Regions from separate parts of the Homo sapiens genome. Here region 1 is linked to region 2. A link is a loop called in an ENCODE intact Hi-C map of the cell type or tissue named here. Cell type or tissue: IMR-90. All regions are shown on one strand. Links, peaks and the distances in the headings refer to the core of each region. The heading gives the core; the rest is flanking DNA.

What was found. Peaks named below come from ENCODE experiments on the same cell type or tissue, not always from the same donor. Only the 100,000 strongest peaks of a DNase experiment are listed, where the experiment ranks them.
Region 1: a loop joins it to region 2, with 6 times the contacts of the local background. A loop is called at or near these places in 10 of 110 quality-filtered maps.

Annotation. Positions count from the first base shown.
Region 1 is chr3:157,904,419-157,909,806 of GRCh38, forward strand. No RefSeq gene overlaps it. Among named protein-coding and RNA genes, the nearest start is that of SHOX2, 200 kb to the right of the region's middle. In IMR-90, for the core only: a CTCF peak has its summit at 2,418 (motif pointing left); no DNase peak of the experiment used is centred there.
Region 2 is chr3:157,615,764-157,621,151 of GRCh38, forward strand. No RefSeq gene overlaps it. Among named protein-coding and RNA genes, the nearest start is that of VEPH1, 120 kb to the left of the region's middle. In IMR-90, for the core only: a CTCF peak has its summit at 2,548 (motif pointing right); a DNase peak (open chromatin) is centred at 2,538; H3K27me3 peaks cover 649 bases.

The DNA.
Region 1 (5,388 bases), core at 191-5,190, 290 kb after region 2:
TCTCTAGTAAAAATACAAAAATTATCTGGGTGTGGTGGCACATGCCTGTAGTCCCAACTACTTGAGAGGCTGAGGTAGGAGAATCACATGAACCTGGGAGGTGGAGGGTACAGTGAGCCAAGATCACACCACTGCACTCCAGCCTGAGTGACAGAACGAGACTCCATCTCAAAAATTTAAAAAATGAAAATAAAACAATGAAGGTGAAAGTACAAAATACCCATAGTTGCCTTTAACTAACCTGTTGCAAACTCTGTTGAAGAAATGTGTTATTTCTGCTATCTTGGGGCCATTTCATTTCACTGTTTTGAGCTTCATAGTAAAACCATTAGATGACAATGTCCCTCGGTGCTGACCTGGCAATTACTGTTTTCTTCTCTTATCTTCTCTTTTTACCCTTCACCATTCACATCTAACATTCTCTCTCTCTCAATAAACTGCATCATGGTAGACGGTAGAAAGAGCCTGGTTTCCACTTCAAATCTACTTTCTGCACCTTTTAGTGATGTGAAATGAAGTCTTCCTAGGGACCTTTTCAACCTTTCCTTTGACCTTCAACCTTTCCTTTGGCACCTCCAGCAGTGCCATTCTTTCTATCCATCAGGCTTATGGGAATGAATCCTAACTATAGATCTATATTTCCATGACCAGCAGGCTCCCATGTCTCACATTTACCATGTGTACTTCTTGATTTTTCACTTGGACTGTATCATTTTTCTGGTTTCATTGAATAAAGAGGTTTTTGCTGTATCTTTTCTCTTTTTACAAAAAAAGTTTTGTGGATTTTGAGGGTTAAAATGTTTTATGTTGCCATTTTAAATGAAAACCACAAGATTATATACTGAATGTACAATCAAATTAGAAACCCCGGGTTTTTCTTTTTTCCTATGTCATGTCATCCGATACTATAGTTATACAGTTTTACTTCTAGACTTAAGAGCGTAAGTCTAAATTTATCCCTGTTAAATAACGTCTTGTTAAATTCAGCCCTGTCTGAGATTTTGAAAGATGTTTTCCTGGCATCCAGTATATTTATCCAGCCCTTTCATCTTCACATCATTCATAAATTCAATCAGCTTACTGTTAATGTGCTCACCCAATCACTGCTAAAATTGTTGAATGGGGTGGTGCTAAAGGCAGTCATTCCTTCCTCCCTCACAGTCTGTCACTCATTATGGTCCACTTAACCTACATTTATCTATCTGTTTCCAATGGAATTATACACTCATATACAAAAATACACATATTGTGTCCAAGATGGATAAATGTGGTAAATTTTGTCAAATGGTTACTGAAATTCAGATGCTTTATGTCTGCAGCATTCTTTGATCATCTAGGGTAGGGAGCTAATAGTTTTAGAAGATAATGAAGATGAAGATAAGGAAGAAGAAGAGGAAGAGAAGAAGAAGGACAAGGGGAGCAGGAAGAAGAAAGGAGGATAACATAGAAATTTGAATAAAGACTAAATAAGAAAAATAGAGAATGGAGAAACTGATAAAATAATACAGCCATAGAACTAAAGAGAACTGCAAAATATGTGTTAATCCCATTTCCTACAATCAGAAAAGTAAATATCTAAACCAGAGTTACCAAAACTATGTTCTATAGATCAGAATGTTTAGAAGTGTCACACTATAGAATAGGTGCTTTAACTGCAGGACTTCTCAGAGCCTTTAACATGCTAATGTATATTGTTAATTCCCAAAATGGATATGGTATTCTGAATTGAACAGATGTATTTGATAAGTAACCCTTTTTACACAACCATCTCTCAGGATCAGGGTTAAGGGCACTTCTGTGAAATGCTGGCATAAGCCATCCATTTTATTGTTTGACCCACTATAGAGCACATGGAAATGATTGCCGAATTTAACTTGACTTTACAAACAGGAATTGCTTTCGTTTGACTTTTGTCGTTGGAAAAGAGGAAGGTAAAGTGCTCCTTTGTAATATTTAGCTCCAGAGACCAGAGTCAAAATGAAATTCAAATAAGAAACCAGACCTGAGTTAGAGAAAGTCAGTAGGGGAAAGAGGAAAAAGAATTAAAGGCATGTCAATGCTCTGCTACTTACTGACCATAGAACATTGTTCAAAGAATCTACCTCTTTGTGTTTCAATTTTCTCTCCTGTAAAATGGGGATAATACTTATCCTTTCTAGAACACAGGGATGTTGTAGGTATCGAATGAGATAATGTCTATAAAAATATCTTGTAAATGTAAAGCACTTTACAGTTATAAATATGGATTAGTCATGAATGCTAACAACTATAAGAAAATCTCAGTGGCCCAATTTATCAAACATCTACTTCATGCTTAAGTCACAGTGCATTGCAGCAGGTCACTGAGGTGTGTGGTTGTATTGGTGTGCTGCACTTAGTCATTCAGTGTGCTTCTTCCATCCAGTGTGCTACTGTCTCCATCTGGTGACCTTCAATAGACTGTGAAACTGGAGAAGAGAATGGAGGAGTGCACAGACATTTTTTCATGAATCATCTCATTAGCCAGAACCCAATACCTGGGCCCAAAATACCCACTGGGGCTAGCAAAGTAGGCAAGTTCCCAGGAAGAGAAGAGAAGCACATATATTGGCATTCTCTGACACAAGATATTGTTGGCAGTTGACTAAAAGTAGAAAGAAGGTTCTGCAGTATGCCTTGAACCCTGGCAGCCCAAGGACTATTCTCTCTGAACCCATCTATGTCTATGATTCAACTTAACTAAGACCAACTCAGAAGGAGGATTTTACATTTCAAATTGACAAAGTGTAATTTAAATCTATTCCCTCTAAATAAAAAGAATAAAAAGAATTTAAATACTGGAAACTAGGCAAATGAAATGATCCTCATTAGAACTTTCTAATAATTAAGTAAAAGCTAATGCTCTCAGGAAAAAATCCCCCACCTTCCTCACAGCATGAGGTGAAGCATCCCTTAAGGTACTATTCCGTTTATAGAGAAGCTAAATAAGAAGCCTATTAACTGTTTTAGTAATATTTTATCTTGTTATAGCATTAATAAATGTTCATTGTAGAAATGTTTAATATAGGTAAGCAGCCATTACTCAACATTTTCCCTTAACTATTTCATATTACATGAAAGTTAAATCAAGACTGCTTCTCCATTAAGAAAAACATGAATACAAGGCACCTTTTCCTATCATTTACCTCTGCATAGCTTAAATGTTTTCTCACTCTCTGGCAATTGTGAAGAAAGCCTATACTCTACACGGCTCACTTCTACAGCAGTAATTCCACCTGGTCTATTGGTAATATGTCACTGCATAAAAAACCATCTTAAAGATGAGTATCTTCAAGCAACAACAACAATTTCTTATTACTCACAATTGTGTGGATTGGGCAATTCTTCTGTTCCAGGTGATGTGGGCTGTGGCTACAGTTTTACAGATTCAGGTGATTTGGATGGAGCATCCAGGTCCAAATAGGTCCAAATAGGTGCCAGCTGAACTCATCCAGGTCCAAATAGGTGCCAGCTGAACTCACATGCTGGCACCTATTGTTGGACATCAGCTAGAAGCTCAGTTTGGGCTGTTAATGGAGCCTCTTGATTTTCTTCCACAGAGGCCTCTCCACATGGTTTGAGCCTCTCACAGCTCAGAGGCTGAGCTCCAAGAGGGAGCGCTTTAAAGAGGTGCAGGTGTGAGCTGTAGATTTCTTAAGACCCACACTCAGAAGTTAGTATCACTTTTGCCACATTCTTCTGATCAAAATAGATCATGGGTCAGCCTAGACTCAAGGGAAGGAAAAATAGACAATGGACAATGTCACATCACCAAAGAACACAGATGGGAAGATATTGCTGTAGTCATCTTTGTAAATGCACTTCACCATCTCTGCTTAGCAGGTGTATCCTATAGCCAGTGCTTTTAAGGACTCCCTCCCCACTTAGGCCTATGGCTATAAGCAGCTATCAAAAATTACAGCTACCATAGCTTGTGCCAGAGACTTTCTGCAAGCCCTACATCCTACCTCCTATTTCAAGTCATCTCTCTCTTCAGCAAGACTTTCCAGGCTCATACCTAGATACTTTTTCTCTTCCAAGTCCCTGTAATTAATTACTCATTACAGGAGCAGAGGCCACTCTAGCATATCTCCTCAAGAGGAGCTTGGAGACTGTAAACAGAGTTGCAAGGGAAAGCCAAAGGTGTGTTGTTTGTACATGGGCTGTAAGCTTCTCTGGGTAATGGTAGGAATGATACAGGTCATGAAGGAGTTAAAGTCACCCATGGTGCTGCCACTGTAGAACAATGTGTCAGGAAAAATTGGAGGTGGAGGGAGGAAGCTTTTTCTCAAGATACTGTATCTCCAAAATGTGCAGACCTATACATATTCATATATATATACTCACAGAACCACACATTCACACTCATATGCACGTAACACTCACACTAACATAAATAAACATTCACACATTCACATAAACACACTCATTCACACACATTCACATAAACACACACTCATTCACACACAAACACAGACCCACACATCCACACACTCACACTAACTCATACCAGAAGCCCAATCTCCTAGTCCCTCTGCAAATCTAGAAGGGAGAAAGGAGGTCAGTGATTTTGCTTGCACCCATTCTCCAAAAGTGGTATCTTTTCAACAATTTTCAGGCAATATGTGGCCATGGTGCTTACTGACTGTGATCCCGAGATGAAACAGTATGAAAGAAACACGGTGAAGAGAATGTAGTCAGAGAAGGGCACTTTCTTTGTGCTTACTTCCACACCACCAAATAGGCACCCCCACCACATCACCCCAGTCCCACCTTCCTGCCGTCAGAATCTGGCTATGCTGCTGCTCAAAGCCCCACTTGTCTGGGGATGGGTAGAGGCAGACCAGGGTTCCTGGAGACCATAAACGGTGGCAGCTTTCCCCATAGAGACGTTGATCAATGATTACATCAAGCCCCACATGAGCTCCTGGGGACTGGATTCCAAGAAAAGATGCTGTAGCAGAGGGTTTTCCATTGTGTAGATGTCTATTGTGGGCTTCAGAAAATGGAAGGAAGCCAATTCTGGGAAGTGTTTGCAGAGGTGAGAGGAAGAGGAGGTCAAGGTTACACCAGGGCAACAGGATGGAAAGGGAATGGGAACTGATACCTTTTCTAAAAATTCGCCAGCCCCTACCATTTTTAATATTTCTTTAGTATTGTGAAAAATAAAAGGGTCAAAGGGAGATAAAGGTGAGCTTTTATCCAATTGAGGATACATACTGTTTTTGTGCCTTTGCACATTCATTTCATTTTAGTGTCAAAGAGAAACCAGCAAGTCGAAATCCCATGAACACAGTTCATTTGTTTTATTGGGAAGGTTGAAGCAAAATCATTTGAAAAGACTACTACTTTATATCATGATGCATACGT
Region 2 (5,388 bases), core at 240-5,239:
TAGTAAGTCATACCACTTTGCATCTTTCCTTCTAAGGGAGCATGAGTGGGGCCCTAGGCCTCTTCTTTCCCACCCCCTGCCTACTGCAGTGCCTGACACATGGTACCTACTGAGTATATTGGGGTCATTTCAGAAGAGCACAAGAATTCAGCTGCTTATTGTGTTTTCTGGCAATTGGCTATTCTCTCATTTGGTGACTTAGTTTTATATTTCATAGATCAATTCTAGGGTGGACAGAGGAGAGTCGTCTGCCACAGGAGAAGGAAGCATCATGTAGGTTCCTGATGGAGACAGGGAGGAAGGCGGGGGGAATCCTTTCTTCTTCTTTGGGATGGGGGCAGTCACTCCATGTGGCCATCTGTGACCCAGGGCAGCGTATCACTGAATGGCTCCAGTTCTTCAAGCCTGGACAGGATTGGCCATAGTTCTTATGGGAGTGAATGGGTAGGGGAGGGTTAAGAGGAATAAAACAAAAGGTTTGGAACTGGTAACTTTGGTGTATATGTGCATGCGTGCATGCGTGTGTGTGTGTGTGTGTGTGTGTGCTGTGTCACAGAATGAACACTAGAGACTCAGGGCTGATTAACTTCACCAATCATACCCCAGAGAGGGGAAAAGCCAATCTCTCTGTGCCCCAGTGCTTTTGTCTATGGTGGGGGGTACAGGGGGTCATGGCTTCCCATGTGGAGCCCAGGCTTCCTGTCCCAGCTGGCAGTGGAATCTGCATTTCCAAGATCACAGAGACCCAGGCTCAAGCTTGGTGTTGCCACTTATAAGTCAAGTGCCCTCTGGCAAGGAACTCACTCGTTCTGAGCCTCAGTTTGCACCTGTGTTAACACTGGGTAACATACCTGTATTTCAGGGTTGGTGTCAGGGCTGGATGAGACAGCATACACAGACCATGGGCATGAGGCCCAGGCTGGGGCTCAGTGAAGAAGAAGGTGGAGTTTCATCTCAGGCTCCCGCAGTCCATGTGAACCCACGTGGACACTGCTCTATGCATATGTGGTGCTTCTCTGCTATGAAGGCCTCAGCCCCTGGGCCCCCTCAGGCCCAGCTTTCCCCAGCAAGTGTTTCTTCTGCTTCAGGAGAAGCCTGCCTTCAGGGGGGCCAAAGCCACATTGTATGCCCACTGGGTTGTCCTTTGCACGGCTTTAAGAAGCAGGATTCTACTCTGTTTCTGATATCCCATAATAAGAAATGATATATTTTGATACTTCTTTGATTTAATGGGTCTTTAGTATGCATGAGCTAGAATTTTGGAGACCATGACTATAATTTGGGGCTTGTAGGTAAGTACAGGTCGGAGGCTGGACATAATTCACCACCTCTGTGTGTCCTTGGGTCTTCCATGTGTCCCACTCATTCTTTGGCGAAGATTGCTTTAGGATGTTCTATTTGCTTCCTTATCTCCATGCCCATCTTCTGAATTCAGGCAAAGAATAATTCCACTTTAAAAGTTGCTTTAAGAAGCCACACTCCATGGATGAGGAAAATGGAGGTCGAAAGAGATTTAAGTAACACACGCAGGTAATTACAGAGGGTGAGTGGCAGATCCAGAGCAGTGAACAGACCCTGAGTTCCCAGAGTAGAATCTTTTTCAGCTCATGTTGCTATTGGCCTGCATCCGTGAGATGTTCCCGTGTCCATATGCTTTCTATACAATTCAATGTTTTTTCTTCAAATTGACTCATATTTTTATTTCAATAAATTTATCTTAAAGGGAAATTTTATATCATGACTTTATGAAAAGGCGGTATCACTTGCCATTAATAGGAAGTTATTAACTAAAGACAATGCAAAATAGTAAATGAAATTTTAACTGTATATTGTTGCCTGGGCAAAGAAAACATGCTGGAAATCCGTTCTCTTTTATTAGAAAGGATGATTGGCAGGTTTCAGGGATGTTAAAGACCTAAGAGGACAAAACTGAAACTGATTCTGGACCTGATTCCAATGCTATCTAATGTCATCAGTGAGAAGAATTTTTCTCCAATACAATCAGTAGTATAATTCTCACACTTGGAGACCACTGCAGTGGACAATGTAGCCACATCAGATCCCCTTGTTTCTTTAGAGGTCAGCAGACTCCTTATCTTTCCTTGCCCAGCAAGCTCCATCAAGAATATTAAACTTAAAAACAGTTCATAGACATTTTGTTTAGTGACCAAATACCCAATGAACGCCTGACTCCCTTTCATTTTCTCCTGTTGAAGAATACATGTTGAATTTAAGCATACATTTTCATAAATTTTCTTATGGACTATTTTTTCACCTCAGAAACAATGTCAAGGTAATTAAATTTTAAATAATAAGTCAGGGAAGTTGTTCTCAGCAATGGAAAATGCTGTGATTTAAATTGCCAATATACAAATACTTTTAGTTCTTGAAAACCACTGCCAACTGTGCCTGCCGGAAGTTATATGCTCAATAGCTTGCTATGATTGATGCAGGCATTAGTCATTAAAAAAAAAAAAAAAAAAAGGCGAACTAAGTAATTTGCATCCAAAGGATGACATCAGTAACACCATGAACTTGTTGTTCTAGAAACTGACCACTAGATGGAGAACTTGCAATTCAAAAATAAAATAACTCAGCCTCTTCGGTGCAAACATTTTACCAAAGGATCTATTGTACTTACAAACCTGCATCTACACAAGCGAGAAGGTACTACTTGCCCTGAAGATGGTATTCTTTTCTTTTCTACCAGACTTTGATATTCCTCTCCCTCTTTCCTCAGGACAGGTCACTTCTCCCCACAGTCGGTGTTTCTGTGTGAGTTCACCTTTAAAACTTTGAGCATGTCATTATTGTATTCCCAGCCCTGTAACTGAGTAGAAAAATGTGTTCCTTAAGATGTGGTCTCTTTCTTCCCCCTGCCTTGACACTACTCACTCCTGAGCACAAGGGCTTCACATCATCAAGTCTCATTCCTGAATGCGAATCCAGTGCAGCCTGCAAGAGCACCTTGATTTGTAGGAAATTTTTTTCTTCTCCATGAATTACACACCATCTTTATTCTCCGCTATGATAACAGCAGTAAATCCTCTTTAAAGTTTTTTTTTAAAGAAATTCCATATCAATGGAGTGGTTGTTCTTTTACCAACTCTTTAAATATGGCTATAATGAGATATATGAGCCCAGTTCTCAGAGTGAGGACAGGATGTAGGAGTGACACCTTCATGCAATAGGGTCTAAAACAATAGAATACATTGAGATCATTGCAGCAAATCAGTGAGTTTATTTGGAAGTTCTAATTTAGGGCTATCTCTTTCCCCCATGGCTAATGGTGTGTATGTGCATGTGTGCATGCATATGTGTGTGTGTGTGCATATGCGCGCATGTGTGTGCGTGTGTGTGTATTGGTGTGGCATAAAGGGAGAGGGCAGAAGAACTGAAACATTTACTTATTTTCTTTCTATATAAATAGGCACGTGAACAAAATCAAGCACAAAAGAGATTCTTTGTGGCTGGGGTTTCCTGGCTGCAGCCCCAGAACCTAAGAACCCAAAGCTCCATTCCCAAGTGGACTCTCCTAATTTGCTAAATAACCTTGGGCAAGTCATTTAACCTTCCCAAACCTCAGCTTCTCCATCTATAAAGGAGGATGCAGAGCGCTGTCTCTTCCCAGCTTCTCCGGGAAGTTGTGAGGATTAATGATAAGAGAAAGGCAGTCAAGGGTCTGGAGTTTCTTTAAGAAAGGTGCTGCTTACCCTTGGATGAGAGTCCTAAAAATAAAAGAATAAACACCAGCAGTCCAGGCCAAAGTCGCAAGGGCTGTGTGCCTTGTGGTTTCCACATTTTCTATTCCTCAAAGAGGGTTGGCGGGGACCAAACAAAACAAAACACCTAATAAAGCCTTTGTCTGACAAAATTCTCACTGGATTTTTATCCGATTACTCTGTGTCTATAGATGAAATAATTTTTAAACGTCCTGAAAAAACTGAAAGGAAAAAATGTCTCTGCCCAAAGACGCCAGGCATTCCTGCCTAGCCCTTCATCGCATGGAGAGGAAAGAACTCCTCTGACAATTAGCCTTCTATTTTGGTGACAGTAATTATCACCATTAGGGGCTTTGCTTTTGCTCTTATGATGAAATATATATTCATGCTGCAGAGGCTCCAATCTGAGGACTATTTGGGCAGAACCCAAAATGCAAGGAAAGGATCGATTTTAACCTATTTTAAAACATTTGATCTAATTTGATATTTCTAGTTTTCAACGGCTTACAGCAAATAGATGAAAATAAATGTCTTGTCACATGTTGTGCTGTGGACTATGCCTTTCGGTTTTCAAAGACTCCTGAAAACAGGAGGAGAATCCTCTATTAGTGTGTCCGATGCCTCAGGATTTTCCAGCTGTCGTTGTTCAAAGGTCTATCTTTTGGAGCCTGGTGGAATGACCAAGTGGATTATTTGCTCTAAAATTCTGTAAGTGATCTGTTTCTGAGTCTTTTGGCTAAAATAATAAAAAGGGATGGGGCAGAGAGGGAAGCAGCAAGCCCACACAAGTATTTGTGGGTGTATATGCATTCTTGTGCATATTTTCAGGCCAGACATATAATTCTGATTATTTGGAGAGGAGGAGTGCTGCTACTAGCCTCCTTTTGAGAAGTCTAATTCTTGTAATGGCCCACTGCATTCATGAAGGCTTTCGTCTCTAAATAATTAATTTGCCTTTATGCAAGCGTATTTGCCTCTTACAAATCCTAAAACACAACACTGAGGACCCAGGCTCAGCAAACCCGCTTTCAAGCACATAAATAATTGCCTTGGAATAATTAACAATTAACCTTGGTAAAAGGAGAGCTAAACATTAGTATACTATATTAATTCAAAACAGATATTAGCTGTTTGGTGTTAGAAAATGTTATAAACCTATATACAGTTATAAACCTACATGGTCAGTAAGTTTAGTTAGCTGGAATATGTTAACTAGTAGTTTTGATGTAAATATTTAACCCATTTGCTTCAATCTATTTCACAAGCATTTATGCAAACTGGCCTTTTTTTTTTTTTTAAATGAAGGCCCTGAAATCAAGAAGAACTGGGATTGAGACTATAAATGGCTTATCAGGGTTCCTCACTCCACCTGTAGCAAAACTCAGCACAGATGGTCTATGACAATGGATGAACAGCATATTCTTCACATGTAAAGAATTTGGGTGTGAAATACACATAAGCAAAATTTCATCCACTGGGCTGTTGGATTCATGGTGGGGAGGGTTTTTTGTAAAGAAATATACTAAGACAGACCGGGCACAGTGACTCACACCTGTAATCCTAGCTACTCAGGTGGCTGAGGCAGGAGAATCACTTGAACCCAGGAGGCCGAGGCTGCAGTGAATTGAGATCACGCCGCTGTACTCCAGCCTTGATGACCAAGTGA